Linked DNA regions of Mus musculus: region 2 is linked to region 1. Evidence: chromatin loops called from intact Hi-C (ENCODE). Cell type or tissue: heart. All regions are shown on one strand. Each heading gives the region's core, and the rest is flanking DNA. Links, peaks and the distances in the headings are about the cores only. Region 1 holds the start of 4933440J02Rik (RIKEN cDNA 4933440J02 gene). Region 2 has its middle 28 kb from the start of Gm30193.

Region 1 (12,652 bases), core at 1,484-9,483:
ATCAGAGCTTCCTGAGAACTCAGGCTACACCTGTCTGATTCCTTTTTCTTTTCTTTCTTTTTTTTTTTTTTTTTTTTTTAACGTTAAAACTGAAAACGATACCTCCTCTGAAGGCTACCCTGGCTACCCCATTAAGGGAACAACTGGAGTAGTTCTTGCCCCATGAGAACTCCTTCTTCCATAGCAAGACTTACAGAGATTGTCTCCATATCCATATTGTTCGCCTCTTCTGTAAACTGCTGCTCAGGGTTTAGAGCCTTCCAAGGCCCCCAGCACAGACTCTGGGTCTTTGTCCATTGCTTCTTAGGAACTCTGGCCCAACACAAACATTGCCGTGTTAGCATCTGAGAGGCCCAAACTGTTGCCTGCTTTCTCCCTTTTGCACTCACTCTTGACCGTTTTGGTGGTTTACAAACCTGATCTATACACCGATCTAACTCAGATCCACTGGAGCGCCTGTCTTGGAGAGATCAGGTCCTGCTGGGAAGGTTTGCTGAGCTCAGAAATGGTCCCTGGTGAAGGAACATTTTCCTTAACTCTTAATGATCAGAATCTGGCCTGAGCTCTGGGGATCAAGTGTAAACCGTTCCATACATCACTTCCTCATTCATTATCCATTGTACCTTGTTCTTCCCCTTTCCCCATACCGGGTTCTCCTCACTTGGATCTGATGAGCACGTTACTGCAGTTGTAGTTTGCAACTACAACTTTTCCTTCTGCTCCTTCAGTGGCCACGAGAAATAGCAAGCCCCATCTCATTCTCCCCAGGCCTCACTTTTCCTGTCAACTCCAAGGTTACACAGAGGACACATCTCCCTAGCCAGTCCCCACTGGGCAGCCGGCTCAGCTAGGGTATGTAGGCCACTGGCACCCCAGCAAGGATGTAGTCCATCCCTTGAAGCATAGGGAAGCAGAGCTGTGGGGATTCTGCTGCAGACGCTTCACCCTGAAATAGCTAGCTCAGCCTCGGTTGCCTTTCTTGTCACCCACAGCAGGGCCCGTCTTGGATGAGTCCCTGTTTAGATGCCAATAGCTTTTCCTGGAACACATAAAGTTTCAGGAAGGGGTGTCTCGTAGGCAGCTGCATCAGAGTCCCACAGAGCTGGGTGACAAGGCATGAAAGCTGTATCATTGAAGAGATCCAACCCCTTCCAAGTCACCTTCCACCTCCTAAATATTCCAGCTCCGCCCCTAAGACCACGTGGTGCTTGTGGGGGCAGCAGACAGGAGACCCTGTGGCTGACTGGTCTCTCAGGTAAGGGTCTAATGGACCTGCCTTTACTAATTCAATGTTAACAGCCCTGACAGGGAACAAGCTGTGCGTCATGATGGCCGATCATGATGTCACAGCCCCCTTGCCCCCAAGAGAGGTTGCTGGAGCAGAGAGGGCAGCTAAAAGCCCCATGGCCTCCTTTGAGCACCTGAGGACATTATCTGGAGAATCAGGCTTGTCTAGCCTTCCATGGAAGTTCTTACTCAAAACTATAGTACAAAACACACTTGCCCCTCAACAGCTGTCTCAAAGTGTCATTTTGGCAAGAGCGTTATTTTGAGATGATAACAACATAGAATCAAAAGTATGTAGGGTGGGGGAAGGGAAAATATTTGGGACAAGGTCTTAGTATCCTCCTCATCTCCCTGGAAATCTTATTGAAGGTAATGATGAACCCAGATGTGTGTGTGTCCATGTGTGTACATGTGTGTACGTGTGTGTGTGTGTGTGTGTGTGTGTATGTGCACGTGTGTGAATGTACATGTGCATGTGTGTTTGTGTATGTGGACATGTGTGTGTGTAAGTGTGTGTGAGTGTCTGTGTGCGTGTATGCACATATGTGTGTGGGGGTGGGGGGTATGTGAGTGTGTGTGTAAGTAGACCTCAATGAACATTCTTGTTCACTGGTCCCCACTCACATTTTCTCTTTTCCCAAATGTATTCTTCCTTTGACCTCAAACCCTCTTCCTTCCTTCCTTTATAACAGACAATAAACTCCTACTGCTTCTCCTAGTTCACTTCGCTATGAACTACCATACACATTAATGTTAGTGAGTCACATGCCGTTTCCCCCATTAACCGGTCTTCTGTTAGCTTAATTCACAGGCCCCTTTCACCTGAACTTAAAACAATAACACTTTCCTTCCCAAACAACTCACTGGGCCTCCAGATTTTTTTTCCTAATGTTATTTTATATTTCCAACATCCCAAATTGTATATATTCTTTTTTAAGGTAATTCTTTAGGGACAAAAAAAAATCCTAAAATACTTTTTGCTGAGGTATAATTAGCTAACAGTTTATCATACCATATATCCCACAGCCCGATGAAATACATTATAAATTGAATGAAAACAAAAGACAAAGAAAAGGAAGGACATGACTGCTCCCAGGTGTGGCCGAGGAGGAATTTTATTTTATGAGGGAAAGCATAGCCAGGGGCATCTGGAAGATTCCAGACTGAACAGGACTGGCCAACTGAACAGGGCCATGTGAGGAATACAGGAGTACAGGGAGAGGCAGGTGGGAACCAGGAGCAGAGGCCCAGAGGGCAAGAGGCCCAAAAAGGGTCAAAGGGACCTTGGAGCCAAAAAGTCTTGGTTATAGAGGAAAGAGCAGCCTCAGGAAGGACACCCTAGCCCAGTCCCTGAGCTGGGCATGCTTAGGGTAGGGGTGGAGTATTCCAGGTACTGGAGATAGTAAGAGACTGGCCGACAGTGTCTGCTCTGATATGTTAATAGGCACCCCAGTTAGCCATTTGCCCCAGGTCTGAGACCTAACATAAATGTAATAAAGTTTTGTTAGGAAAAAAAAAAAAAAACTATAGTATAATTACCACTATAAAGGAAGAGAAAAAAAAACTTTAGAAAATTCGCTCTGCCTATAGGAGGAACAACAATGAACTAACCAGTAACACCCCCCCCCCCCCAAGCTCATGTCTCTAGCTGCATATGTAGCAGAAGATGGCCTAGTCGGCCATCACTGGGAGGAGAGGTCCTTGGTCTTGCGAAGATTATATGCCCCAGTACAGGGGAATGCCAGGGCCAGGAAGCAGGAGTGGGTGGGTTGGGGGGGGGGGGTAATAGGGAACTTTTGGGATAGCAATTGAAAGGTAAATGAAGAAAATATCTAATAAAAAAATCAAAGAAAGAAAGAAAGAAAGAAAGAAAGAAAGGAAGGAAGGAAGGAAGGAAGGAAGGAAGGAAGGAAGGAAGATAGATTGCTCTGGAAAAAAGCTAAGCTAGTTTTAGACAAAATGGGAATGTGAGTGAACAGTGAACAAGCAGGAGATAGGGGCTTCCCTGACATCTCAAATCATACCTGAAGACAGCCACTTCCAGGCCTTAAGTCTGGAGTGTGAACAACGTTTAGACCAAATTAAGTAAGCAAAATAATAAGCAGACATGCAATTAATTCTCAATTATGCTCAGCAACTGGGGGAAGGCGGGAGTGGTGGTGGGAGGGAGGGGGTCAGGAAAAGCTTAGCTGCTCAAATGCTCCATGAAGTCAGATTCCAGAGCTTCAGGGAGGATGCGGGCAGCTGACAGAGAGTCTCTCCTTTTATCAAGTGAGGGCATTATCCTGTCAAATCATGCCTGTGGACTCTCTCGGGGACCGGCTTGCTTATCTCCTGGCCCTGCCTGGTCCTGAGCAGCTGGGGTTAATGATTAAATGGAAAGATGACAGGAAATGAAGAGGCTGAGACATTCCATCAGATTAACAGCTGAGACCTGGGAGGCAGCCCCGCTCCCTCACACCAGCTTCTGCATCTGGGGAAAACCAGAAAAAAGAGCCCATCCACCTCATTAGACCGCCTCCTTTTTCCTTTCCCACTCACTATCTCTGTCAGCAACACTCAGAGTCCAAAGGTCTTGAGATATCTCTGAGACGCCAGGGAGAGAAGACAGGAAACCGGGCACCCTCTCTCTGAGGTCCAGCCTGAGATAAATTCCTCCCACTGTGACCTGTCAGCTTCGGTTCCCTCTTAGGTCTTAACAGAGGAGCCGTGAGGACCGATCCTATAGTCAAAGGGGGTCTCAAATAAATGTTCAGAGATGTCCTGAGGCTTGCTCGAGGTGGAGATCGACAGTAAGCTGCGACCTTCCTTCCTGCACGTCTTTGTCCTTGACACATCAAATATCAAACTGGGAGGAGGGGAAGGGAAGAGACAGGGAGAAAACCAAGAAAGGTCAGTTGCCAAATGGGACATCCATGTAGCCTCCTCAACCACTGGCTGACTCAGGGTTAAGCGGTCTACTTCTCGAAGAGAATAAAGTTAAAGCCAGCTTTACCTGTTGACCTGAAGACAGATCCTTGCGTTATCGTGGAAATTTCCACTATAATTTCAGATTCCACACAAATAATATTCCCGGCAAAATCAGCTTCCAATGGGCGGGTATCCTAAGTGTCTTAGGAGTTTTCATTTTGCTTTCCTTTGAGCTCTTAAAGAGGGGTCTAGAAATCATTAATTTCCCTGCCTTTTCATCTTAGACTACCTAGCGGCTCAGATCGGAGCTCTGCGCGCCTAAAATCAGGAAGGGACAATGGCACTTTGCCATTTTGGCACTAGCCTCGTGTCCCAGGCAGCAGCCTAGCCAGGCACCTTCTACCCCCCACCCCAACCCCCGGCTGTGAGCAGCAGCCAAGCCTATGTTTCCTATGACACAACCCCTCTCCGCAGACTCTAGGAGCTCCAGAGGGACCCCATTTAGATAACCAGGCTCCAGATAAGCTTGCCGGGTAATTATCCAGCTTGTGCCCTGTATCACGCCAGCTGAGTGGCTGTGAAGGGAACAGGGGACAAGGCCAGCAATCCCACATGATGCCTGAAATTGTACTCCGTGTAGAGGCAAGAAATCCTTCCCTCTGATCCGTTAAGGTTCCGTAACGAGTCTCGGGAAGGAACTAATAACATACCCATCAGCAGGAGACGCGCCTATTTACTACCCGACTGGCCATCACACATTCACTATCGGGTAACAGTCTGGTGAGAGTTAGAGGCAATGAAGATACAGTTTTAGAGATTAAGTAAGTTATTTTCAGAGTAGATAAATGACCAACCACCACCACCACCACCACCACCCCAAAAAAAATGAGGCTGGGACAAACTTTATCTGGCCTTTGGCTGTAACGTTAGCTCTAATCTCCTTCCGGTTACGTGCTTCCATCACTTCCGGTAGGCGGGGTGTCTGAGGAAAGATTCAAACTAAGTTTTGTGGATAACTGGGAATTGTAAAAAGAAGCGGAAATCAGAGGAAGCCTTGCAGTGTGTGAGCTGTACCCCAGGTGATCCCACTGATATCAGGACATCTCTGTACATTTTTCCGGTACCACATCTCTCAGGGGTATCACAGACTCCGTCCATCTATGCAACCCAATTCTAAGGACATCCTGGGTCTGTAAAATTCCCTTCTATCTCCATCAACAATTTTAGAACGTCCTCACACCTTTCTGATACACTCCTAAAGGATTTTCAAAATGATCTGTTGACAGCTTCAAAAAGCAACGGAGTGAAAGATAGTTCGTGGAAGTGGAGGGAGAGTCTATTGTGTAAGTTGTCACCTCAGTATTATTACATCCAGGGCAAACATTTGTTTAGAATTCTAATTTCTATTCCAGTACAATCGCCTCTATGGAAATGGAGACTAATCTAAAGAATAACTAAGTCAGTTACTGCTTTGTAAAGATAGCATATGGTACTTAAATTGAACCAAGAAAGCAGGAGGCACGACACCAAAGGCTTCCCAGCTCTTTGTAGCGTAGTAAGAACTGTATTTCACATCACACCCAAGTAGACACGCACATGAATGTGCAGCTCAAAATTTTGATGAAACCCAATCACTTTTACTATTTTCTATACAAGTGTTCTCTTTATTTATTGAAACTTACTATATTGACTTGATGACCCACTAAGAACTTGAGGATTTAAGGTTGGTTAGTTTCAAAATCCCTTTTTTATATCTATCAAAAAAGGAAATACAAAAACCCACAAACCTAAGGCTGGAAAGGTGGCGTTCAGAGATTAAGAGCACTTGCTGCTCCTGTAGAGAACCTGGATTCAGTTCCCAGCACCCACATGGCTGCTCACAACTGTCTGTAACTCCAGTTCCAGGAGATCCAAAACCCCTATCTGGCCGCCACAGGCACACATACATGCATGCAGGAAAGCACCTAAAATTACATAAAATAAAACTTAGTCTATAACATTCTCTCTAGTATCTAATAATGGCTATCACTAAAGCATAAACACAATGTATCAGAAATGTATAGTACAAGTTTAGCAAAAGAGTTCTTGCCAGGACCTTCCAAAAAAGAAAGGAAAAGGGGGTGGGGGATGCAGGGTGGAAAGGAAGGAGGGGGAAACATGAATGAAGGCAAGAGAAAGTGAAAAGAAGAAAAACATGAGGAAAAGAGGGGATGTTCTAACTCTAGGAACTAACCAGATTCACTTAAACCCAGTAGGTTCTCCCTTGAGCATTACAAAGGACCTTTTGTTTCAGTAAGGTTGGAGCTAGGAGGCTAGGATGGATGAAGTAGGTTAGTGAAGCATTCTAAGGATTAAACGGTGGCTTTGTAAGTTGTAATTACTACCATGTGTGAATTTCATTAAGTAAAAATGTGGCAGGTCAATGGAGCTCTAACATTAGCAACATGTGCACTGTCCCCAAGCAAATTCTGGGTGAGGATTGCATGTGGGACAGGCAGGGAGTGTGTGCACCATCTCTGCATTTCTCACTTAATTTTCCTGTCAACCTTAAACTGATCTAAATAAAATGATTTTAAGGTACACCTTTTTCTACTTGCCTATCAGCACTATGGTGGTTTGAATAAGAATGGCCCCCCACTGTCTCATAGATTTGGATGCTTGGTTGGTCACCAGGGTGTGGCACTATTTGAAAGGATTTGGGGGTGTGGCCTTGTTGGGGTGGGTGTGGTCTTGTAGGAGGAACTATGTCACCAGGGGAGGGGCTTTGAGTCTCAAAAGTCTACGGCAGGCTCAGTAACTCTCTCCTCTCTGCCTCTCTTCTTGCTGCCTGTGGATCTGGCTGTACAACTCTCAGCTAACTTTCCAGCACCATATCTACCTAGGTACCAACATGTTCCAACCCCCTCCATGGGGATATTTTACTAAACCTCTGAAACTGTAAACAAGATCCAATGAAATTATTTCTATAAGAGTTTTTTTTTTTTATAAAGAGTGTTTTTTATTTTAAAAAAAAAAACCAACAGCAACCTTGTTTATAAGAGTTTGTGTGGCCCTGGTATCTCTTCACAGCAACAGAATCGAAGACAAGCACTAAGGGTTCTATAATTTCATAGATAATGTGATGAAAAAACAACTGATGCTTCTTCACCACAAGAAGCAGGCGGACACATCTTTTTCCTTCCTTCCCAGCGCTTCTCTCGTGTTTGTACAGCTTCTGGGATTCAAATCCTTTGTCATCTCCTTGAGATTCCCTTAGGCTCAAGAATACATCTGTGTGTAGCAGCTGTTCGGGCAACTCTTGACTTTTTCCTTCCCAGCTCAATCATCCCATCAAAATGAAACAGAGGGGGAAAAAAACAATATGTCCCAAACTGTTGCTGATAGCCTTCAGATCTGATGGTAACCACAGAGACTCACATCAGAAGGAGAAAGTGAAGCAGAAAGATTGCTCAGTGATTACGAGTGAATACTGATCTGGTGGAGGACCTGAGTTTGGTTCCTAGCACCTACAACATCAGGGGGCTCATAACCTTCTGCATCTCTGATTCCACAAGTACCTGCATTCGCATGCATACACATAATTAAAAGTGAAAATAAATCTTTAAAATGGATGAGAAAATTATGTCAGAATCCATGGCTACATGTATTCTCCTTTCTAGCTTTGTGCTCTCTCTCTCTCTCTCTCTCTCTCACACACACACACACACACACACACACACACACACACACACACAGATCTTCCCTTGAGCAGAAGGTTGGGGTTGGAACCATGTTCTAAGAATCCTTTTAGATCCTTGATAATCCTAACTTCGCCAAGGTTCAAGGGTGAAAACCAGCGGTGTAGGAAAAGCCATGCAATGTTATAAGGTCTTCAAGGCTGCCTTCTCCAATGCCACAGGCTTCCCACCACCTAAGCCACAGGAATGAGAGGCAGATACACGTGTGGTATGCATGTGTGTGTCACCTACTTTCTCTGAGAATTTCTGCCTTGGTGAAGCAGAGAAACTACAGAGAAGTTAAACACACCAAGGGGCGTAGCAGGTGAAGAGTCTCTATGCTAAATAAATGTGAAAACAGAGAACTAGAATGTAGTGTCAATATCTCTGTTACAGTTTTTACTGTACTGGAAGTATCCCCCTAAAGGCCATATGTTAATTTTTCATCTCTGACTTTTTCAAGAAAATTTGGTTTCTATTGAGTTCCACTGTAGTATGTTGGCCTCATGCTACTTGTATTCTAATACAAGTTGTCCCAGAGACCAGAAAGTCCGAATATAGACCCAAGTGACACTATGTGACCTTGCCTGAAAGTTATTTCTGACTGGTGAATAAAGATACTAACAGCCAATAGCTGAACAGAAGAGACATAGGTGGGTTTTAGGGTTCCCTGGCCTCCTGGTATGGGAGTTAGGGGATCAGAGAAGAACTATGAGAAAGAGAAGCAGGAAGAAGAAAAAGCCACCATGGATCAGGAATCAAGAAAACGTGGCCATGAGGGCTGACCAATTGGAGTTAAGAGCAGCCCAGATGATACATGGTAAGTAATAACTCAGGGTTATTGATAGGAAATTATAGATATCGGCCTAGCTTTAGGGTTGATTAAGCTTACTGTAAATATAAAGGTTTTGTGTGTGTGTGTGTGTGTGTGTGTGTGTGTGTGTGTGTGTGTGTGTGTGTGTGTGTGTTATCTGGGAACTAAATGATCTAGACAGGGTAGAATCCCCAGATTGGGATAAAAAATTTCAACAATGTATTGATGTACCACATTAGAGTTTCTACCCCACCTCTGACCATTTAGTTCCTGGATAAAAGACATGCCATGTGTTAATTTCATCATCTCTGACTTTTCAAGAAAATTGGGTTTCTGTTGAGTCCCACTGAGAAAACTAGTTATCTACACAATCTGGCCAATAGCTAGGCATAAGCTCAAATCGTCTCCAGCAGGGTAGAATGCGGGGCAGCGGTTTCTGGTGAGATGGCTCGGTGAAGGAAGGTGCTTGCTGCCAAGCCTGATAACCAGAGTTTGATCCTCAGGACCCACATGATGAAAGAAAACCATTAATCTCCTCAAGCTTTCCTCTGAGCTTTCCACATATGCCATAACACGCACATGCACAATAAATAAAATTAAATGTTAAAAATGGGGTGGAGGGGCAGAGGCAGGAAGCGGAAGAAGAAAGTTCAGTGTCTATGAAATCATCTATGTGTCCATGTCTGCTTGCCCCTAAGAGTGCAACATTTTTAACGCTTAATAGAAACCTGTCTACAGCTTCAAAGTTTTGCCTCAAATGTCTATCTTCACAAAGCTAAAGAGACTTGGGGGAAAGAAGACACTCTTAAACCATTTAACATGTGTAGCCATTTATTTGAAGGTTGGGAAAGGACCAGTTCTGAGCTCGGTGCTAGACGAAGCTACTGATTCGGGTTCAGCCAACCAACATAGACAATGTCATGTTATCTGCCTTGCAGGGCAGTAGAGGCTTTTACAGAAAAGATCTTAACTCCATCTAGGCTTTGATTCTGTGTTTTGGTGGTTGGTCCGAGACAGGGTCTCATATAGCCCAGGCTGGCTTGAAACTCACAGTGATGTAAAGAGTGACCTTGAACTCTTCTGTTCCTCCTACTTCTACCTCTTGAGTGTTGGAGTTATGAATGTGCCCACTGCTCCTGATTCATGCTATGCTAGGGATGGCACCCAGGGTCATCTGCATGCTTGGCAAAGACTCCTCCAACTGAGCTGCTTCCAGGACTTGAGATTATCTCTTTCTAGTTAGCTTTAATTGTCAAGCTGACACAGGCTAAAGTCGTCTGGAAGGAAAGCTTTGTTTGAGGAGTTGCCTAGATCAAATTGGCCTGTGAGTATGTCTGTGGGGGACTGCCTTAATTGTAAGTCGATACAGGATAGCCCAGCCCATTGTGAATGGCACCATCCCTTTGTAGGAGATCCTAGAATGCATAAGAAAGCTAGTTTAAACTTGGCAAAGCGGCCAGACAGCAAGCCAGAAATCAGCATTCCTCTATGGTTTCTCTACCAGAGCCCTACCTTCAAGTTCCTGCCTTGACTTCCCTCAATAACAGGTTGTATCCTGGAAGTGTAAACCAAATAGACTCTTTCCTCTCCAAGCTGCTTTTGATTAGAGTTGTTCTTATTGTTGTTTTTGGTTATTGTTGTGATGGTGATAGTGATTCTGTTTTTTTTTTTTTCCCCACAGCAACATAGAAACAAATGAGAACTTACCTTAACTTTCAGCACGCCCTACAAACTAGAACATCTCTTCATTCTCAACACACGCTACATACTCAGTCTTCTCAGAGCAGCAATCCAGGTGCAGACACTGGAGAAAGGGAGGACATGCTTGTTCTAAGGTATGGTTGAAAAGAAGGTCGTTATTGTAGATATGAGAAAGAGTACAGCCAGAGGCAGATGGAAGAGTCCAGAACAGAGAGAAAGGGGTACACACTGTACACACTGAACATGGCCAGCAGACTGGACTTGAGAGAGAGAGGGAGGGAGAGAGAGAGAAAGAGAGAGAGAGAGAGAGAGAGAGAGAGAGAGAGAGAGAGAGAGAGAGAGAAGACCAAGAGAAGGAGGTAAAAGACAGAGGACCAAGAAAGTTCCTGGCCAGAATGGCAGGGTCATATAGGAATAAGAAGCTGGGGAAGGGAAACCCTAAGCTGGAGAAGTTTTGGGTAGGGGTGGGGTGAGAAGAGCTGAGAGCCACAGCTACTGAGTAAGCCTGGATGCTCGTAGGCACTACAGATATCCACTTTTCCCTCTGACAGAAATAAGGAAATAGCTCCTTTGGTAGAGCCCAACTGGCAGGCCAGAGTCAGGAGTAGAGTCTCCTTTGGACCTGACACTCTGATAGTAGCACAATCAGCTTAGTCATGCTCTGAATAGAGGAAACCAACTGATAACCCACGGGTCACTGCACAGACACAGTGGGGTTGGCTCACACCGTATCTTAATGCAGTGCTATCTTTAAAATCTGACATCTTCTATACAGTATCAAATTAATTATTCCTTTTGCCACTTGATTAGATTGAGCATGGCCCCTCTAAACTTGCTTCAGACTCCAGAAACACACACACACACCCTCCAACGTACTACACACACAAACTGCTTCAGCCTTCAGCACCCTACACACACACTCCCCTCCCCCAGCCTACTGCACACACAAAGTAGAATAGCCTCCCTCACCATGCAGCTGGCACCTGGCCCCCTGTTACATCTCTAGCCTTGGCTCTTCCTGGACTTTAACCCCTAGTTCATGACCAGTTTTCTACCTAGAGTCAGTTGGTAATACTCATCCCTGACTCCCTCTCAGAATCCTCCTTTTCACCCAGACACTAGTGCATATGCCAGAAAGATTTTGCTGAAGAGACCCTGATATAGCTGTCTCGTTTGAGGCTATGCCAGTGCCTGACAAATACAGAAGTGGATGCTCACAGTCATCTATTGAATGGAACACAGGGCCCCCAATGGAGAAGCTAGAGAAAGCACCCAAGGAGCTGAAGGGGTCTGCAACCCTATAGGTGGAACAACAATATGAACTAATCAGTACCCCCAGAGCTCGTGTCTCTAGCTGCATATGTAGCAGAAGATGGCCTAGTCGGCCATCACTGGGAAGAGAGGCCCCTTGGTATTGAAAACTTTATATGCCCTAGTACAGGGGAACGCCAGGGCCAAGAAGTGGGAATGGGTGGGTAAGGGAGCAGTGTGGAGGGAGGGTATAGGGAACTTTTGGGATAGCATTTGAAATGTATATAAAGAAAATATCTAATAATAGAATTCTCCTTTTCTTATCTAGATAAGTGGATGCCTCTCCCCTATCTTCAGTGAACAACCCAGCGCTCCAATAAAAAGCAAACTTATCTAAAATAGTGGTTCTCAACCTTCCTAATACTGTGACCCTTGATGCAGTGTTGTGATTATCTCCAAGTATAAAGTTATACTCATTGCTACTTCAGAACTGCAATTTTGCCACTATTTTGACACGTAATATAAATATCTGATATGCAGATGGTCTTAGGAGATCCCAGTGAAAGGATTGTTCAACACCCCCCCCACACACACACACACACACAAGAGAGGCCATGACCCACAGGCTGAGAACCACTAATCTAAAGCTGACACATGACAGGACTGTCAGATTCTTATGAAAACAAACTCAAGCATACTGACTGACTTCAGCATATTAGAGACATCATCAAGTCCTCCTTTTTGTATTAGGCTATTTAACTATAGTTATGCCATCTCCTGATAGTAGTCTATGAATACTTTAGGTGTTAAGCCTATCTTGGGTAAAACTGGTCTCTGATCACTTAGACCAGCCCTAAATTCCCATACAATGATGACCCTGAGCTAAATGTCAACTACCTGGCCATTCAACTACTATCTCTCAGCTTCTGTACAATTCTTAGTTGCTGTGGATTTCCAGAGCTGCCTTTCTGTA
Region 2 (12,652 bases), core at 2,989-10,988, 49 kb after region 1:
AACCACCAAAGCAGAATAAAAGAAATCCAACAATGTGGGGTACTGAACAAAGAAACTGAGGGCTGGAGAAGCCAAATTCCAGCCCAAGTTTAGAGAGCTGATGAGTGGCTTTCTCTACAGTCTCACTGTCACCTGGAGTCTTCTACATTCAGAACTTAGGAAAAACACATCTGGTTTGATCACTCACATCCTTGTGTTAAATAATATGAAAAACTGGTTTTGGTTATATTTGTCCAACTGAGTTGATAATATTATCAGACAGGAATGTGAATGTTCAAGGACCTTCTTGGTTCTCTGATCTCTGGTCCCATTTATTTCCTTCCCTTTGAGAAGACACTTTTAAGATTTGCAGTGTCACAAACCAAGAAATTAATCCAAAGGGTAAAACTAAACTCTAGTATAGAATGAATCTCTCTCTCTCTCTCTCTCTCCTTCCCCTCCCTCTTTTCCTGCCCCCTCCCCCTCCACCCCATGACTCCACTCCCACCTCCTGTGCATAGAAGCTACCACCCATGGTGCAGGCTGATGCACAGGCAGGGGTAGTGCCCGAGATTCTGATGCAGTTAACAGGCTACAAAGGCCAGCTTTCTTGGCCATGCAACGACTTTGACAAGTTGAGGGCTGGCTGCACTGAGTCCTCTGTGGACCAGTCTTTTTTCTTTGTTCTTTGCATCTGGCCTCAAATCCTATGTTAAATGTTCCCAAAAATTTGGCTCCTTCTCATTATCTAATGACGTCAGAAGAATGAGTTCATGCTTCCGCTCAGGAAAACTGACCTGGAACGCGTGGAACACTTGCCTGGAGATACTGGAGTTCCAACAAGTGTCTCAAGTGGCGAACTGACTTCATGATATATGCTACTACTCTGATCTCTCCAAGCCCCCTCTTGGCCCCATCAAATTTAGGCAGATCTCTGGGGTCCCAGATCTAGGGATTGTACCACTCGACTGGGTGGTAGATAGACCCAGTTGGGGTAGAGTGTCCATATGCTGTCTGAGGCTCTCCTTAACCTGACAAATGCAGAGAAATTTGGAAAAGGTGCCTGACTTGAAGTACTGCAGGCTGTCTCCCGCCTCCACACCACTTCTTGGTTCTGACTGCTTTTGAGGTCCCCAATTCCTGGTTCTTTATTATTGAGAGCAGAAAGCATTATTTTTCCCCTTCCAGTCTACAGCTCTAGCCATGGGAAAGAAGAAATCCATTAGTCACCAAAGAGAACTTTGTTTAACCCTCTCTAAATCAAAGTGCCTGTCACACCTGGGTAAATTCTGTTATCTGGTATGCCGGGAGAGTAATGGGTTACTGTTGCCACAGCAATCTGCCTTGCTTTTTCATTTGGGCCAGCCTCCAACTTGGAGCCATACACAAGACCTCTGCTCAAATTAAACCAGGGGGCTCTTCACGCCAGGGATCAGTACCAGGATTTGTCTTTCTAGCTAGGCATTGGTTTGGAACCTGGCACAAAAGTCACTGAGAAGCAAGAGGGCTCAGGCACAGAGCCCTTTTGACAGTCTGCGTAGCCACACCTTTGGCAAGCAGTCCCCCCAAGTGTGGGTATTTCCAGCCTGTTGCGAGTTCACTGCCAGACCCTGAAGCAATCTGAGAGCTGGACTCTGCCAAGTGAGAAAGAAGACACTAAATAGGCCTGACCATTTTTTTTTTTACCTCGGTTGGATAATAGAATGTGATTTCACTCTTTTTACTTAGCCCAGGATTTGTTTATTATTTGATTCCTGAGACATTCTTTTATTTTACGGTAGCCACCCCTTGCAATTGTACTTACAGGTTTCTCTATAGCGTTGCCTTAATACTTTATACAGGGTGTTGCCTGGGGTAATAACACCACCTATTTAAAATAAATAGAGAGCATGTGGATTTGGAAAATACAGTCAGAAACAAGAATTTAGTGTGGGGCTCAATTCAGTCCCTAACTCTACATTCCTGAATATCTTAAAAGAACAAAATACTAAAGTATGATTACTTTTCTATTGTTTTTAACCTCAAACATCCAATTTAGTAAGCCTCAACCCATGGCTTATTACAGAGTCTCAACATACACTGCTGTATTGCCATTAGAACTATGATAGAAATACAGGTGTCAGATTCCAGGATGGAATAGGACACAATGAAGGATGGCCATTCACTGACGCGGTTAGGAACACAGACCAGTCAGGAATTATAGTTTGTAATAAAAAGGACGAGGCTAGTTCTGCTGGTAACCAGGCACTGGCATTAGATAAACCCTCAGCTAAAGCATTCCTTCCACTGAGATGGATCCTGGCGGTTGCTTCTGATTCTAATGGAGGACCTAATGATACTCTAGATCTTCAGAAGAAAAAAAAAAAAACAAAAACAACCTCATTGCTCACAGAGAGTCAAAAAACAAATCCACAATCTTCTCCAATCTTCTCCCAGGGACGTGGATACAAAACTAGCACCTCAAAAAGCTAAGTCAAGAACGAGTGCTTCCAGTGTTGATACAGCTCTAAGAACAAAGGAGAGAGCAGTCTCTATTCTTTGGTTGGGCTCCATCGCTTCGTAAAATCCACGGTATTTCCTTACTGTTGAGTTTTATATATATATAACCTTTATCATTATTATTTCTATGGATGACCAACACAGGCAACCTTTCAATTACAATCATATAATTGTGTCTGCAAAGCTCGTGGAAAAGAAAAATGAAGGGCTGGTAATATGGCTCAGCAGGTAAAGATGCTTGCCACCAAGCCTGATGACCTGAGTTCAATCCCTGGAACCCACATGGGAGAGGGAGAGAGCTGACTCCCCAGAGAGGTCCTCTGACTTCCAAATGTTCTCTAAGGCATATATGTATGTGTTACACAGGGGAGGAGGGGGAGGGAATAAATAAATAAATAAATGTAACTTAAAGAAGAAAGAAAGAAACTTCGTAAATGAAATAAATTGCACTGTTGGTCTGTATTGTTACCTATTGTCAGGGTCTAAGACACTGGCTGACAATGAGAGCTTTAAGAAATGTTTACTAGGCCCGGCATGGTGGCTCACGCCTTTAATCCCAGCACTCAGGAGGCAGAGGCAGGCAGATTTCTGAGTTCGAGGCCAGCCTGGTCTACAAAGTGAGTTCCAGGACAGCCAGGGCTATACAGAGAAACCCTGTCTCGAAAAACAAAAACAAAAACAAAAACAAAAGAAAGAAAGAAAGAAATGTTTACTAAATGAATAGCCCCAGAAATTCTTTTCTTAAGAAGGCAGGCTGAAGGAGTATTTCATAGGAAGACAACAATAACATAGTTACTTCCTCACTTCAGAGAAGCTAAGTGGTCCAGCCTGGAACGAGAGGGAGACAGAGAATTGTCCTTGCCTCTGTGGATTCAGAGCCCCTGAGGTTGCGTGGCAGGGCGCCTCCCGGCCGTTTCTCCCTGGCTTCCTTGTCTGGAAATGCCCTTCATCACTGCGCTGCCACTCTCACTTGATGAATGAAAACTGCTGGCCCAGGATCCTGGCCCTTGTGACAGTCTCTGAGTCTCATCCAGGTTCCACATTTAGTGTGACGCAGATGTTCCTCTCCTAAACTTCAGGACACAGATTGGGACAATTCATAATCACCTCTGAAAATATCTTCTACGTGCTCCACAAATACCACCTCCAGACACGCTCCAAAATTAAATCCCCGACTCATTTGTTTTCTGAACACCTGCTCCTCCGCCAAGCAACTGCTACACAGAGCCTCCCCACCAACTCTCCTCTCCTGAAGAAACGCTGGCCACAGGGACCACGTGTGAGGGTGGGGTGGGAGGTGAAAGGGGACATGGACCCAATTGCCCTATAGGCAAGGCCAACACAGCCTTATGTGACACATTTGGACAAGGTCTGAGGTAGACAGGTGTTTTACCAACTTGAACTCCACAGTGAACCCCATTACATCGCGGCGGTTGTTACCACGGTGATCTCCCTTCAAATTGCCTTCCTTCTTTTCTAATTAGATTTTCTTACATTCTGCTCAAAATGCAGGAATACAGACTGTGGGTGCCAGGTCGGAGGCAGCCAGACCTGTCAGGAAACACAGAAACTGGTCTGTGATCAAACAGGAACTTCAAAGACTGATGGTCCACCTCCTACCCCCCTGTAGAAGAGGAGGGAAAGGGAACGGCCATACCCTGAGGCCCTTTACCCTAAAGATTCCCAAGTCAAAGCCAGTGTTTTAAGTACAAAAATATGTGGGTCCTAGGGCCCATTTCTACCAACAAACACGAGAGCATATTTCCTATCTAACAGCAGTAAGAACTCAGAAAGGAAGAAAGAAAGAAAGAAAGAAAGAAAGAAAGAAAGAAAGAAAGAAAGAAAGAAAGAAAGGAAGGAAGGAAGGAAGGAAGGAAGGAAGGAAGGAAGGAAGGAAGGAAGGAAGGAAGGAAGGAAAGAAGGGAGAGAGAGAAAAGAGAGGGAGAGGGAGAGAGACAGAGAGAGAGAATTAATACGGTGGCTATGAAGCAAGTCCAGGGTCCTCAGCCAAATAAACACAGAGGGGACTTGCCTAAGAAGAACTTAGCTGGGGGGGAGGGGGGGGCAGGGCATGCACACCTTTAATCCCAGGACTTGGGAGCCAAAAGTAGGCAGATCCCTGAGTTCCAGGCCAGTCTGGTCTACAGAATAAGTTTCCAGGACAGTCAGGGCTACATAAAGAAACCTTGTCTCAAACAAAAAACAAAAACAAACAAACAAACAAACAAACAAAAAAACAAAACCTGAAAACATACAAACAAACAAAGAACTTAGCTTTTGAGCTCAACCTTTGAATTCCTGGTGTCTAGTGTGGTGAGCCTTTGATAGTTTCTGAAGCTTTCTAGTGACAGTGGCCTTTCTTACACAGTAGGAACAGTAAGCCACCATCCCGAGTATCGTTGGTATCTATAAAATACTGTTAGCTGTCTGCCCCTGAGCGAAGCTGTGTTAGCCGGTGACAAAAAAATAAAGGAAACTGTGGAAGTAAAAGAAGCTAAGAATAAGACTTTATGTCCCATCCCACTTACCCTCTTTCCCTAGTTCAGCAGAGAATATTCCAGATCAAGGAAGATCTAAAAGCCCCCCCCCCAAAAACTACACAGAAATAGCAAGTGAGAAGTTGAGGGTGGGGAGGGGAACCCTGGAACTAGAAAAAGGCTCCTGTCACGAGTGGGTTCTGTAGATTTTGACATTGCTGGGCTGTTTCCCACTAAAGTTAGAGAAAAGAGCCTAGAATAAGGAGGGGCTCAGTCTTCCCTGCGGGAGCTATGTAACTCTACTTGCAGCCTAGAAACTGCAGCACGTAGGAGGACCACTGTAAGTGTCATGCAGTGTCATGCTTGGACCACTGCAGCGTCAGGCTTGGGCCACTGCAGTGCCATGCTTGGACCACTGCAGTGTCAGGCTTGGACCACTGCATTGTCATGCTTGGACCACTGCAGTGTCATGTTTGGACCACTGCATTGTCATGCTTGGGCCACTGCAGTGTCAGGCTTGGACCACTGCAGTGTCAGGCTTGGACCACTGCAGTGTCAGGTTTGGACCACTTCAGTGTCATGCTTGGACCACTGCAGTGTCAGGCTTGGACCACTGCATTGGCATGCTTGGACCACTGCAGTGTCAGGCTTGGACCACTGCAGTGTCAGGCTTGGACCACTGCAGTGTCAGGTTTGGACCACTGCATTGGCATGCTTGGACCACTGCAAGTGTCTTGCTTACTTCACCTCCACAGTGTTATCATTCTAAATGTATGTTTTAGCAGAAGTGCTCTTAGTTCACGACTGGAGACATGGGTTAGCAGTTCTGTGCAATTCTGAGAAGAAGAAAGACTACTACACACACACAGAGCTAGCCCCGTGTCCCCTGTGGTCATTACTTAACACAAATGAATTACACGGTGCCATGTGCAGAAGATAAAGGTGATACTGCCCTGAAAGTAATTAACCAGCACACAGACATAATCACAAAAGCAAGGGAGTGGCTACCACAGATAGGGGTACCCCAAGGAGTGGCAAGGGCGTTGTCTGGAAGGCAAACAAAGGAGGGGCTTCTGGGCTGGACCTGTTTCATTTCTTGATGGAGGGTGTTTGGTTGATAATTATTTCTTATACTGTGCACTTAGTTTTCTGTTTGTATATAAAGGCAAAAACAAAACAGTGACCTCCCTTCATTGAGGAAACAACACCTTGATAGGGACCTCAGTGTGAAGTACAATTGTCATCTTCCTTAGCTGATGTCTGCTGTCGCCATATGCTGTCCTTCTGGAAGGCGGATTTTTTTTTTCTTGAGGATCCATGACTACACTTCTCTGAATAGTTTAGTCTAAATGACATGAGAGCATATTTTTATTTTGTGTGTGTATATGTATATGTGTTCATGTTCATGTGTCTCCATATGTGCACATGTGTCAAAGCCAAGTCATCTTCATGAGTCATTCCTCACACGCATTCCACCATATTGTTGCTGTTTTCTAGCATTTATTTTATTTTTTTTATGTTTTGTTTTGTTTTTTGTTTTTGAGACAGGCTTCTCTGTATAATCCTGACTGTCCTGGAACTTGATCTATAGGCCATGCTAGCCTTGGATTCAGAGATCCATCTGCCTCTGCCTCTGTCCCCTATCCCAATTGCTGGGATTAAAAGCATACACCACCAATGCCCGGTGATTTTTAGTTATGTGGGCGTGTATCTCTGTGTGGGTATGTTCATATGTAGGTAGGTACCTAGAGAGACCAGGCTAGGGTGTCAGATAATCTCTAACTGAAGTTACAGTCAATTATGAGCCATCCCAGGTCAGTGCTCGGAACTGAACTTACATCATCTGCAAGAGAAGTACTTACTCAGAACCACTCAGCTGTCTCTCCAGCCCCATCCTGTTTTATGAGACCAAGTTTTTCATTGGCCTGTAGTTTACAGATTAGAGTAGGCTGGTTGGCCAGCAACCCCAGGGAATCTCTCTTTCTCTATCTCTTGGCACTGAGATTACAAGTATCAGCCAGGCAGCACATCTAGCCTTTTGTTTGTTTGTTTTTGTTTTTAGAGACAGGGTTTCTCTGTATAGTCCTGGCTGTCCTGGAACTCACGTTGGAGATCAGGCTGGCCTTGAACTCGGAGATCCAGCTCTCTGCCTCCCGAGAGCTGGGATCAAAGGCGTGCATCTCCACCATCACCCAAACCACATCTGGCTTTTTCATGTAGGTTCTGGGGATTTGAACCCAAGCCATCATACTTATGCAACATGCACTTAACCCACTGAGCTATTCCTCTAGCCCCTGGAAAATGTATTAATATAAGAGCACATTTGAGGTCTATTTTAAGTGTCTGCCAATTCTGGAGTCAGAATTCAAGGAGACCACAAAAGATGATAATGTTATCCAAGCAAACAGGACAAAGAAAGAGGGCACAGATGGGCTTATAACACCACAGGAGGAAAATACAAAAATTGTAAGGGCTCTTAAGAACTCTGTTCTTCTAACGGAGAGGGGGCATAGCAGCGCCTTGGGGTTCATGTAAAGGAGCCCCCACCCCAGTCCCATACTTGGCATCCGAGTGACTCATCCAGAAAGCTATCCACTGCGTGCAGCAAAGAGGAAATGAATCATAGGAGTTTCTGACCTTTGCCCTTGTCATTCTTCATGGCAGTGGGGGCTGGGAGGGGGAACCACCCACAGACCGGCTCACAGTGCTGGAGAAGAGGCAGGTCAAACAAGGCACACACAGAAATGATGCAAATGCATTGGCTGGGAGAGCTGGAGACTCGGGTCAGGAGAGACAAGCTCAGCAAATACAGACAGTCATTCTATGATACAGAGAGCAGAGCCTATGCGTTGGCACGGATGGCAGTTAGCAGTGCCCAGTGGTGTCTTGTGCAGTCATGTGAACTTCTCACACTCCTAGCCGGGGTGGGAATGGGGGCAGCACAGAGGAGAACCATGACCTTTGAATTCCCATCTTACATCTGGCATTTAGAGAATTTGCTTGGCTTGCTTAGAGGAAGTCCACTGAGCTCCCGCCAGTGTGCAAGTGGGAAGGCATCTGTGATTCAGAGATTCAAAAGATGGAATCCCAGAGCCTTGCCTCGGGAAAGGCAGTGAGCTTCCAGTACCAGGCTGGCGCATCAATGGCATCTCAAGAGGAATCGAACACGTGTAGGGGTGGTTGAAGTTTGAAATAAAAGCAGAATGGGGTCCTTCCCCGATGCTAATAGGAAAGCAAAATACAGTTCTCTCAAAGAACATAGACAGAGCCAAGAGTAAAAGGGCAGTGAAGGCCACAAGGCAGAGCTTTAAATTGCCATCTAACTGTGTGCTTCTCGATGCCTGCATTTGAATCTATTTGAGCTCAGTGTGTGGAGGTGAGAGTGTGCAACTTCTCTGCTCACACTTCAGCTTAGAAAATGGTTAGCTACGTGTCTGAAAAGTACTTCCTCGGGCCAAGGTAGGTTTTTAATGTAATCTCTCTCCTCATCTGGGTCTACAGATGGTAGCTCAGCTTGCTAGACTCATTATGAAAAGAAGACACGGTCCCTCAAAGCAGCACACTTCACTAGGAAAAAATACTCCTCATAATTACAGAAGTGGGAGTCGGGGGTGTTCATGAAACCTGCAGCTCGGTTCACGGCCTTCTGTGCTTGGTGCAGAGGCACTGTATAGTGGATGATGCTCTGACCATTTCTCAAAAAGGAAGCCTGGGATTGATCCTCGATGCATCCCTCTCTCCCATCCGAACTGCCCACTAAATACTTCCACATTCCTTCTCCTTGCTCCCCCCAACAGCAGTTGGCTTGCTTAAGTGACAAAGAGGAGACAGTTTGTTCCAGTCAGGCAGGCAGCGTCTATTGCTTCTTCGCCTTCAGCATTTATCACTGGTAATGGAAGTTCCTCAGGCTCCTGTCATGGTACAGAGTTGCAGCAACCAGGGAGCCTCAGGGGCTCCTAACTTCTCAGAGACTCGACTCAGGCAGACCCAAGACCCATGACTGTAATGCAGAAAAGAATCCAGGCCGGGTGGTGGTGGCGCACGCGTTTAATCCCAGCACTCAGGAGGCAGAGGCAGGTAGATTTCTGAGTTCGAGGCCAACCTGGTCTACAAAGTGAGTTCCAGGACAGCCAGAGCTACACAGAGAAACCCTGTCTCGAACCCCCCCCCCCAAAAAAAAATTAACAAAAAAACTTAATATGGACATCAAATACTAGGTCTAGAATGTTTTCAGCCTCTGAGACTTACTGCCAAATAAGCTCACACTTTCAAGGTTTTTTGTTGTTGTTGTTTTTTGTTTTTTCTGAACTCTGGCTAGCTGACCAACTCCTCTGTTCTGGCTCAAACTCCTCTCCAAACTGACTGATTCAAATTCTCTTAGCTTCTAACTTAATTGCTCATACTAACTTTGGCAATCTATTCTAATCTTTTGACTCCTTCTCACTCTCTGGCTCATTCTGTCTTCACCTGTGATTAGCTGTTCTCTCTTCAACCTATCTCTGTAGAACTTTCCAGGTAAAACTCTCCTCCCTTTCTCTGTCCTGCTTTCTCTTAAGTCACCTCTCTTCACTGTTTTTGTGAGAGTTGGGCATAGCCTATCTGTCAAATCTTTCTCTGATTCGTCACTTTGTCTGCCACTCAATTAGACAAATCACTTTCAAACATGGGTGCTTCCTTCTACAAACAACTTTACCTTCATTGTTTGGGATTAAAGGTGTGTGCTGTATTCCAGGTATGCTGTAAGGGTATGTCTGTATTCCAGCCATGCTGTGAGGGTGTGTCTGTATTCCAGGTATGCTGTAAGGGTATGTCTGTATTCCAGCCATGCTGTAAGGGTGTGTCTGTATTCCAGGTATGCTGTAAGGGTATGTCTGTATTCCAGCCAGAGTAGCCATGTAGCTGGGTTAAAATCCCTCTACACTACAGTGTTTCTCTAATAAGCACAAAGCCCTGAGCTCCATCCTCAACACTGCATAAACTGGGCATGGTGGCACACACCTGCAACACGTACTCGGGAGGTAGAGGCAGGAGGATTAGAAGTTCAAGGTCACCTTCTGCTACATATTGAGTTCGGGACAACTGGGATACATGAGACCCTGGCTCAAAAAAAAAAAAATGTTTCTAAGTAACTATTACCTATTTATTTCTTCTCAGACACCAGGTTTCCTGCTAAGTTGTTGTTGTTTTTTTTTAATAGGCATCAGTTCTTCTAATCTCACAGTAATCATATTAGAGAAATAATATTTTGATATTGCTCCTAATAGATGAACAATCATGAGTTAGCTTATATAACTTGCCACGAATCAGGCTAATTAGTGAAGAAACCAGAATTGAAGCCAGGGCTATTCACCTTCAAATTCCAAGCTTTTAACTACACACTGTGGGCCCCAGGGACTGGGTGCAGATCTGGCAGCCATGGGCTTGTATATTTGTTGTCACATCAATTCCTGTCCCTCTTCCTTGTGTCTGAGTACATAATAATCGTAGTAGACTGCAGATGGGAAAAATACAGAAGTCTTGTTCCCATGTGTCATCTCTACATCTTTTTATTTCTTTCCCTTGTATAAGAAAGAAGGGAAGCTACAGCAACAAACATTCTAGCAGCTTCTAGCCTATTTCCTTGCTCCCCGATATGGGAAATGTGACCTTTGAGAACAGATTGACTTTTCAAGCTTGACCAGTAAAAGCTCCAACCGAAACACCTCATCAAGCACACATTGAGAGGGGCCAATTGAATTCTGGGCCTCACTTACAATTCATCTTCTGACCTTCTGTTGTGAACTGTAGTCAAGACGATCATCCCATCTTCCGCCAGAATTTTAACAAACAATCCTCACAGTGGCCCCTTAAAGGCATTAGGGTTGTGACAATCACCCTAGCATTCCCAAGCATAAGCGCATGCTCCGCATCAGCGCATGCTCCTTAGAGCATGACGCTGTGCGGAACCTTTGGCGTTTCGGGATGCCTTGTATTCACATCTGAGCAGCTAAGGCTGGGCACTGCACATCTTTGCAAGGAGATTTACCCATATCACACATCAGAAAAGGGCCAATCACTGAGACATCAGGAAATAAAGAGTAGAGCTGGCCCTTCACCAGGCACTCAGGGGTGGGGGGTGGGGTGGGGAACATGCTAAAGAAATCCATAGTGATAGGCATAAAGAAGAGGCTACTGTCTGACCCAGAATTATGACAGAACCTGCACCAAGTGACTTGAACCCTATAGGCCTCTTACAACATCCGATTGCTGGATCACGTGATCTCATTCCAAACCAACACCAATGGGAAAGTCCTGAAGAACATTTGGTAATCTCGACCAAAACACTAATGGTGTCTCACTCCACCGGAGGTCACAGACAACACAGACAGGCGCCACAACTTGTCCCAACTAGGATTCATTATTAGGAATGTATACAATCGCTTCCTGCATGAAATCAAAAACCCACCAAGAGCGAACAGCAACCCATTCTGAGCTTTGGCAATAAGAGTCAGGCTAAAATGCAGAACAAATTTCATCATAGAACAAATCGTAAGAAATGAAGTGGGTGGAGCAATAAGGGAAGTAGCTCAGCAAGAGATGACCAAGGAGCGGAACAGCCCACATGGAACCTACAGAGGAACGGGAGGCAAGAACACAGAAGCCGACAGGAAATGAATTCAAGAAGGAAACTGTGGGAGAATTCGAAAGTGCCTTGAGGAGAAGCCAGGCTGCAGTGGGCGGCACAGATGCTAACATCCTGCCAGCTGAACTCCTGAGTGGAAGAACTAAGAGTCTGTTCAAACCCTGAGGAAAGGCTCAGCTCCTGGGCCTGGCAGGCTATGCTGAGCAGCCTCAGGCAGGATAGGCTTCACTGACATCACAGTCCCAAGCCAATGGCGGCCATTGTGCACGGTAACACAAGGATAAGTATTTATTTCAGTCCTCTGTGGGAGGGCTGCATTTTCTTCTGAGGTCATCTGGAGCAAATGTAGCTCCCACAGGGGCCTCGTTTTATGAGGCCCAGCTTAACCTGGCCACACCATGCTAGACTAACAAAGGGGAATTGGAGAGGTGGCAACAGAGTGACTCAGCCAGCCTTAACCCTTGAGAGCCTGGAGAGAAATATCCAGCTCAGCTCTTCTACACATTGAGGGCTCTGGGGGACCTGTCTGCCTTCAAAGAAGAGATCAACAATTGCAGACAACTGCCTGTCATTGTCGCCTAGAATAGCCCCAGTCCTCGGTCCTTTTTATCCAGTGCTGGATAAAAAACCTTACTTTCTCTAGTCTTAACTGCCATTCCTCAACCTTTCTACCATCTCCTTTTCTGCTCTGATACAATGATGCAATTCTTGGTTTTTCTACTTGGGAAACACACACACACAAACATAAATCCCAACTTAATGTTTCCAGTTAGCTATTAAATGCCTCTGACTTGTGTCAAATGTAACAACCTATGCCTCCTCCCTTACTCTCCCACCACTACCAAATAAAAAGCAATGCCCCACTCCCCCACTTCATTGAACGGCAATTCCACCTTCTCCAAACTCAACTCTGTTTAATGGCACACACCCAGCCCTCCAGAAAATGCCTTGGGTGTCCATTTAGACCATACCTTGACCATCATATCTTAGCCCCCCACCATCCATCTCTCTTGTAAATGAATGGTTGCAATAACCTCCCACCTGATCTTCCTGCTTCCGTGCCTGTCGTCCTTCA

What was found. Peaks named below come from ENCODE experiments on the same cell type or tissue, not always from the same donor. Only the 100,000 strongest peaks of a DNase experiment are listed, where the experiment ranks them.
Region 2: it touches region 1 in a loop (4-fold over the local background); 4 of 42 quality-filtered maps call a loop at or near these places.

What each region holds. Positions count from the first base shown.
Region 1 is chr10:111,586,837-111,599,488 of GRCm38, reverse strand. It overlaps Gm30262 (a long non-coding RNA gene), which reads right to left. Exons shown (of 5, transcript XR_380793.4): 2 at 10,435-10,531. 4933440J02Rik (RIKEN cDNA 4933440J02 gene) reads left to right here and starts at 5,216. Exons shown (of 4, transcript NR_045344.1): 1 at 5,216-5,385; 2 at 5,484-5,540; 3 at 10,409-10,562; 4 at 12,008-12,652. In heart, for the core only: no CTCF peak of the experiment used is centred there; a DNase peak (open chromatin) is centred at 4,688; H3K4me3 peaks cover 1,943 bases; H3K27ac peaks cover 2,927 bases.
Region 2 is chr10:111,539,106-111,551,757 of GRCm38, reverse strand. No RefSeq gene overlaps it. Among named protein-coding and RNA genes, the nearest start is that of Gm30193, 28 kb to the left of the region's middle. In heart, for the core only: no CTCF peak of the experiment used is centred there; DNase peaks (open chromatin) are centred at 3,647 and 7,617; H3K27ac peaks cover 2,543 bases.